Linked DNA regions of Homo sapiens: region 2 is linked to region 1. Evidence: chromatin contacts called from ENCODE Hi-C or POLR2A ChIA-PET data. All regions are on one chromosome and are shown on one strand. Each heading gives the region's core, a stretch centred on a gene start or an enhancer-like site at or near the end of the contact. The rest is flanking DNA. Distances are from core to core; before and after follow the strand shown.

Evidence for each region. Hi-C counts contacts between places; a loop is a spot of excess contacts on that map. ChIA-PET counts read pairs that join two places held with the same protein, here RNA polymerase II (POLR2A). Pooled maps may share reads with other maps.
Region 2: a loop to region 1 is called in a pooled map, with 3 times the contacts of the local background. The contact joins two enhancer-like sites. A Hi-C loop is called at or near these places in 4 of 50 pooled maps. POLR2A ChIA-PET finds 5 or more read pairs at or near these places in 2 of 52 experiments (H1 and activated B cell).

What each region holds. Positions count from the first base shown.
Region 1 is chr3:12,946,913-12,950,849 of GRCh38, forward strand. All of the region lies in intron 1 of IQSEC1 (IQ motif and Sec7 domain ArfGEF 1), which reads right to left. Among named protein-coding and RNA genes, the nearest start is that of LINC02022, 64 kb to the left of the region's middle. RefSeq lists enhancers at 171-672, 2,847-3,026 and a silencer at 2,207-2,286. Within about 2 kb of position 1,644, at least 8 of the 41 ENCODE cell types and tissues checked have a DNase peak (open chromatin) inside an H3K27ac peak, as active enhancers do.
Region 2 is chr3:13,044,524-13,048,208 of GRCh38, forward strand. The region is part of intron 1 of IQSEC1 (IQ motif and Sec7 domain ArfGEF 1); the gene reads right to left. Among named protein-coding and RNA genes, the nearest start is that of IQSEC1, 27 kb to the right of the region's middle. RefSeq lists enhancers at 1,160-1,239, 1,680-2,099, 2,455-2,973. Within about 2 kb of position 1,793, at least 7 of the 41 ENCODE cell types and tissues checked have a DNase peak (open chromatin) inside an H3K27ac peak, as active enhancers do.

The sequences.
Region 1 (3,937 bases), core at 394-2,893:
CTGGCAGACATTGCTAATTGATCACAGACTCCCTCCTAAAGAGCTTGGATGAAGCCTCAGCCTCCTTCCAACACAGCACTCCATACAACTGATCCCAGCTAGCATGTGAGATGGACTCTATTTGCCAAGGCCAAATAACAGTATGCCAGGAAGCAGTATAACAGTATGCTCCTATCAAGAGCTGGGGCTGTGCAGCCGGGAGGAAAGCAGCCTCGGGGAGATGATGTGATCCCCATCATCAAGCCTCTGACAGGCTGACAAGCCGAGGCTAGAGATTTCTCCTGCAGGCAGAACTATGACTGCCAATACCCGACGTGATGAAGTACACTCTCATGTGGTTAGGGCTGCTTAGGAGGTGGTGAGTTCTCTGTCACTGGAGGTGTGCAAGCTGCGGCAGGTCAGACACCCGTCAGAGAGGTGGTACAAGGGACTCCAATCCTGGCTGGAAGCCTCTATCCCAGGGCCATATGACCTGTCTGAGTCTGCCATCTTTACACCGAGGTCTCAGCTTAACCCCACTTCCTCCACAAGGCCACCCTCACCCCACACACTCTTCCCCACCCCGGGGATCACCTGATCTCGTGTGCAGTCCATCTGCACCATGGAGGAGTCTTGCTCTGTGAGGGTGGGAGACAACTGCCCAAGCATCCCCCAAAGCCCTGGCCTCCAGCAAAGATGGGAATGGCCATGAGCAGGAGGCCTGCTCCTTCCCATGAGATGAGTTCTGTATGTCCTGGATGGGCCCCTGGTGGTGGGACAGGCCAAGGACAGGGCCAGAGAGCACGTAAGGGCCTGGAGCTGCATGTGGATGCATCCACACTCTGCCCCAGAGCCCATCACGTGCTAAGGCACAGTGAGCCCTCCTTTCCCAGACTGGGGACTCCAAGCTTTGGTCACTGAAAGGTCGCCAAGCTCTTCCCCCTTCTCCAGTTTTCCAAACATGTTTTCCTGTGATGGAAGTGGTATGTGGTGTTTTATGTGGGGACATGGCTGGGTGAAGCGCTAGATCCCTATAGGACAGTGTTGCAATGGACACCTCGCAGGAATAGAGATCACAACTTGAAGAGTTTCCTCCTGCTGCCCCGCCCCACCCAGGCTTTCTGCCAAGCAAGGGGCCAAGCAGGCTCCTGGGTGGAATTCTAGCTCTACTGCTTACCAGCTGTGTGACCACAGGAGGAATTAATGCTGTGCCTCAGGTTCCTTCCTCTAAAATTGGGGTAATTAGTGTATCTACTTCACAGGACTGTGAAGACTTAGTGGAGCTAATTAATACAGTGAGGTCCTTAAGAAAGTGCTTGGCTCTTAAAAAGCACTTTTCAATGGCTGTCTTGGGTTATTCTCTGATCTACAAGCCCCAGCAGCTGGAGGCAGGAAGGGCAGACAAGCCTAGTGCCCCAAGCCAGGGTCACCTGCCCTGCACCCTGCCTGCTGTTGAGACCCTCTCTTCGAGACACCCACCTCCAGGCTGGAGAGCCTGACCCCAGGGTGGAGGGAGACCTGGACCCAGACACCTTCCACTGGCCTGTTCCCTGGACTGGGGAGCTCATGGGGATGGGTGAGAAAGGCAGACAGTCCAACCCCAGCCCCTCAGCCCAGACCTGTTGGATGCCACGTCCCGACTCGCCAGGGAATGAGTCAGGGCTGGGGGGCTGTGGCCTCTCAGCCACGGATGTCTCTAATTATGGCCTATGAAGTAATGAATGACTTTTCTCAAGAAAAATGTTAGCCAGGGGAGGTTCTGGGCACCAGTGAGGGTACAAGATGAAAGCAGTGACCCACTGTTCACCCCCAATATCGACAACGACAATGGTAGTAACAGCGAATGTCTATATGGCTAGTGATGTTCTAAGCTGTATATGGAACACATTCAGTGCTCTCAATACCCTGCAGGCACGGAAAGGTGGCACCCATCCCCAAGGGCATATGGGCAGCTTGGCCAGGACGCCCGAACACTTGCCCATTGTGTTCATGCAACTTCTTACGGAGAGGGCAAACACACATGTATGTACACACATATACATACGCAAACACAAGTATACACGGGTCTGAATTATACAGCAGCAACTTCTCCACAAACCTGCCAGGTACAAGATGCCGTGGTGGGTGTGTTTAAAATACATGACCTGTAACTCAACCACCGTCGCTGGGAGGTAGCTAGGACTGCTCCCTTCTGCAGATGACAAACTCAGGGATGGAAGAGTTGAGTCACCAAGTCAAGGTTGTGAGTATAAGACAGAGTTGTGTGGGACCTGACCCCACACCATGCCTCTCCTGCCCAGCTGCTCAGGGGAAAAGCATGCTGCTGGCAGCTTGGACAGGGCTGGGTCCAGAGCCTAGGGGTCCTGGGGTTGTGCACAGTTATGAGATAAATCAGAGAAATAAGCCTAGCCACGTGTGGCCAGAGGGTGGCCACATCACATGGCAAAGCCACCCTCTTCAGAGGGGGCCGGGCCCCATGCTAGAGGAAGCAGGCAATCTTGAAAGCCTGTCTGTGGTTAAATGTCCATGCCAGCAGCCTCAGGCCAGACTCCTGGCAGTCTGCACAGGCCAGAGCAAAACAGCCTCCTGAAGTACGTATGCCCATCACGCCTCCAGGCCTCATGGCTTCCCCTATACTCTGCTTTCAGGGTTTCTGATTTCCAGAAAGGGAGCCTAGACTGGGCAGGCACAATTCATTTCCAGCCCTCACAAGCTCCCTCTTGGGGCTTTCTGTGGCTCTTCTCTGCCTAGGCCACATTAACCAAGGTTAGTCACCCAGAGGAAGGAAGGGGATGGTCTTGTTCTGCACAGGGCTATCTTCACCTCTATGCCCCCGTCTCGGGGAGGGATGGGACACAGCCAGGCAGGGTCTGGGGGGCGGGTGGGGGCACATCCTCTGAGCAAGAGCAGGGATGGCACAGCTGGAGAGAGGTGGCCGCCACCCCTGCCAGGTCTCTGCAGGGTGGTCCTGGTGCAGAGAGAACAGGCAGGTTTGTGAGGCCAGGGGCAGGAGCTTCAGACAGCTAGCAGTTTTGAACAGTTCAGCAATTTAAGAAGGGGCTGCTTTAAGGGCTAGTGCAGGTGTTCAAGCAGGGTCTGGAAAAATCAGTCTTTCTGGGCTGATGTGGCTGGGGCTGGGTCACCCACACGTATGCTCACCCACTATGCCACTATGCGACGGGGGAGCCCAGCACAAGCTAAGTACACAGATTTCACCCCTGCAACAAGCCTGTCAAGAAAGCACTGCTCTTCCCATTCTCCATATGAGAAAATGGAGGCTCAAGAAGGGCCCACTGTGATCCTTGCCCAGGACTGCAGACCACAGAGCAGAGCCAAGATTCAAATCCATGTCATTCTTCTAGTCCTTCCCATTCTGGAATGTTCTCGGGACTGCAGTCCCCAAGAGTTAGCCTGGCCCCAAGGAGCAGAATGCAAGGATACAAAGAAATGGACCTCAAAGGAAAACCGAATGTGCAAAGAAGGGACATAAAGTTGGCCAGCTGTGGTGGCTCACGCCTGCAATCCTAGCACTTTGGGAGGCCGAGGTGGGACACTGCTTGAGGCCAGGAGTTTGAGATCAGTTTGAGAAACGTAGCAAGACCCTGTCTCCACAAAACATTTTTTAAAAATATTAGCTGGGCATGATGGCAAGTGTCTGTAGTCCCGGTGCTTTCGGAGGCCAGGGCAGGAGGATCACTTGAGGCCAGGAGTTGAAGACCAGCCTGGATAACATAATGAGACTCCATCTCTACAAATTTTTTTTTTTTTTGATACGGAGTCTCACTCTGTTGCCCAGGCTGGAGTGCAGTGGCGTGATCTCGGCTCACCGCAAGCTTCACCCCCGGGGTTCATGCCATTCTCCTGCCTCAGCCTCCCAAGTAGCTGGGACTACAGGCACCCACCACCATGCCTGGCTAATTTTTTTTTTGTATTTTTAGTAGAGACGGGGTTTCATAGT
Region 2 (3,685 bases), core at 543-3,042, 98 kb after region 1:
ACCCAGTGTCATCGGAATGGACCCAGGCTGGACGCAAGACACCCCAACTTGGGCTGATAACTGGGGGCAGGCAGGGGAGAGGCGATCTGCCGAGTGTGATGAGCCTGTTTGGCAAGGTAGCACAGGCGGGGCCAGCAGCCCTGAAGTGCTGCCCACTCCTCCCCCGCCCCCCCACACTCCTGGAGAAGGACATTAGCTTCCCTCTCACGCCTGTGGCAGAGGAAGCCGGCTGTGCCTTTGAAAGGCAGCAATTACTGGCTGGGACCTTTGTTTCTGAATTCCTAGGCTGTGCACAGGCCTCCAGAACCTCCGAAGGCTGGGATTCTCAGAAGCTTGCCCCCAGCAGCAGAGCTGGTGCCTCCACTGCACAAAAAGGGCACAGAGTTCTGGTAGCAGCGGGGGCCCTGGGCCCTAGTCCTGGACCTGGCACCAATGCTCTTCTGGTCTCAGGTACCCTCATCTGTGAAAGGGGAACATTGATCCTGGCCCTGTCTGTGTCTGAGGCTGCTGTGAGGGTTGGGAGTCAGGACGCATGCCAAGGCAAGATGGCAGGATGGGGCAGGCCCCACTTAGCATCTGCCTCCTGGCCACTCCTCCAGGCATGCTCCACCCCAGGGCCTCTGCACCGCTGTTCCCACCAGACTGTTGGGATGCTCCTCACCCCTCCTGTGCTTCCAGGCCCAGAGGCCTTCCCTGGCCACCCTCCCATCTCTGTCTATTCCCTTCACCTGGATTTATTTTCTCCATAGCTCTTGTCACCACTTGACACGTTATGTTAAAAACCAGTTTCTTTTTCTGCTTGCTGCCTGTGCTCCTGCCTGCCACAGATGCTCTGTGAAGGCAGCAGGACTGCTCAACGAGGGATCCTGAGTGCCCGACACCCGCAGGTGCTCAGGAAATGTGGCTGAATGCAGGCGGGGAAACAGCAGAGCTGAGGGGCTCCTACGGCCTCCGCTCTGATCCCTGCTCTGTCCTCCAGGGAGTGAGGCACTGGGGCATTGGCTCTGAGGTCAAGTGTGGCTCCATCCGATGGAGGGCTGTGCAGTGAGACCCAAGTGGGCAGGAGCACGGAACCTGCTAGGCCCCCACACATCCTAGAACAAAGAGCCCCATCCACACTCCCTGCATACCAGAACTTTCCTGGGCTGGCCTCGAGCAGGGCACCTGACTGACTGGCCGGCGGAGTGGACAATTCAGATGGAGCTGCAGTGGCGCCCGTGGCATGGGTGGGTGGTGCAGAGGCCAGGCTCAGCCCCTACAGGAGCCTCCTCAGCCTCCTTCCCTGGGGCCACCCTGACACAGGAACCCACACGCCTGCTGGCACCCTGAGCCATCCCATCAGGGGTGAGAGTGTGTGTACCAGTGTGAGCCCGCAAGCACATATGTGTCAAAATGGGGGCTGTGTGTTCACCCATGTGCAAAAGTGACAATGCTAGCATTTGACTACAGGAAGAACTGGGTGTGGGAATGTTCTGGAGTCTGTGTGTATACGTGTGTGCGTGTGAGATTATGCAATGGGCATATGAGGAACTACTAGTATGAGGGCAGGGAGTGTGCTACGGTGTTGGGCAGTATTCACACCAGGATACCCAAATGTTCAAATCCCGGCTCTGCCCCCGCAGTCTCGAATCCTGAGCAGGTGACGTCTGTGGAGTGGGCTAACAATAGCCCTGACTCGCTGGGCCATAAGGGCTGTCAGCTTTCACAAAGCAAAGGAAGTACTGTTATGATGATATGTGGGTGTGACTGTGGAGTGTCCGTGCAGAGGATCAGGTGACTGCGTGAGCGTGTCGCTCATGTGTGTACACGTGTGTACCACTTGGCTGTGTCCTCCAGGAGCGCACGCGGCGGGGCTGCCAGTCCCTAGCTGGCTCAGGGAAGCAGGGCCCAGATGGCCACCCCCTCGCTCCCTGCAGCCCAGAGTTTCAGAGTCGGTCGCTCTGACATCTCCTTCCTGTATAGCATCTGCTGCAACCCTGACACGTGGGGCCCAGCCCTTGGTTGCTGTCTCCAGGGACAGGGCCTACGACCTTGTGAGTCTCTTTTTGGGCTTGTTCAAAAACCCCCTCTCCCAGAAGCCAAGCTCTTTAGCAGGACGAAGCTCCCTCCCAAACCTCCCCCAACTCCCCTCCTCCCTCTCCATGGCCCGGCCACATCCACCCTCCACAGGTCCTTACACAGGGTGCTCCCTTCCGGGACCACTTGTCTCCCACCCTCCAAACAGGGAACCAGTCAACCTCTAGTCACCTCTACAACGCAGCACAGATGTCCCCTCCTCCCCAATTCACATCGATGCACCGAACACAGCCCTCTAAGCCACCTCCACTGCCAGGACAGTCTGCCTGTCACTTGTCTTTCTTGCCCACGAGACTGGAACAAGGATCTGCTGGCTTCCAATCAAGGGAGCTTTCCTCTAAGCGCAGTCTCCAGTATTTTTTTGTGTGTGTGAAAACAGAAAATGCTCTTTTTGGAAGACATCAAGATACAAAGCACACGGAAGCAGAGACCCTCAGACACCCCAGCTCCCACCAAGCGCAGCTGCACACCAATAGAAACCAACAGGCTTCTCCCCTGGGCTGCAGCCTTGGTCGTCATGGGAACTGCCGGCTGCAGGCTGGTCCTTGGGAGACCCACCAGCCTTGGATCTCGGAAGAACTATCAGCTGCAGCCTGATCCTCCGAGGGGCCTTCAGCTGAGCTCTGGTCTTTGGGGGCAGAACTTCGACTGCAGTCCTGGTCTTTGGGGGGACCTTGATTTGAGGGGAAACCACTCCAAGCTGTAGAAGCTCTCAGGGGACATATCAGTAGTACCTCTGGCCCTTGGGGGAATTTCAGGGCCAAATGGTGGAGCTAATTTCCCCCAAAGGGCTCTTGGAGGCCTGCCTCTGGGTGCAGATGGGCAGTGAGGACCTAAGGAGATCCTGGGGCAGGCTGGGGTGGACGGCAAGACAGTACCTGTAGCGGTCAGTGGAGAGGCTGCTTCCGGTGTCCAGGGAGCTCCTGAGGTGGCAAAAGCGAGACAGGGTTACTTATGGTCCCACACACACAGCAAACCCCTTGGGGGCCATGTCCACTCAGGCCCCAGCAGGTGGTCCCAGGACAGGTCCTGGGGCAACTGAGCAGCCCTGGGAAGAGCGTCTGCCCCACATGCAAGAAACCATGTGCTTTCTTTCCCCCTGCTGGCTCAACTGAGAAGCTGCCTTGTCTCTACCCCATGGCAATGTCAAGTCCCACTGCCCCCTGTTCAGATGGGGAAACTGAGGCTCAAGGAGAGGAAGCGCAGTGGGCAGGGTTAAAGGTCCTCTCTGGCTGGACCCAGACTTAACCTCGGGTATGTTTGACCTGAGCCACCATGCTCCTTCCCCAAAGAGCCCTGCACCAGGAATCTCAGCAGACCCATGGGTTTGGGCCCACCCAGCCTCCATGCCGGCAGCCCAGGGGCCCTGGAGCCCTGATTTCCTGCCCAGAGACTCGGCGTCCAGCTCTGGATCTGGGCCCAGGAGCCTGGGTCCTGCCTCCTGCCTTTGACCAAGTTCGGTCTGTGCTATGGGGTGTGGGCCTGGAGCCAGCCCAACTAGGATCACATCCCACCTCCACCCATGACTAGCCATAGACTTGGTGCCTGTCCCCTCACCTCTCTGTGCCTCAGTTTCCTCATGTGTAAAATGGGAGTAGGAAAAGCAGAT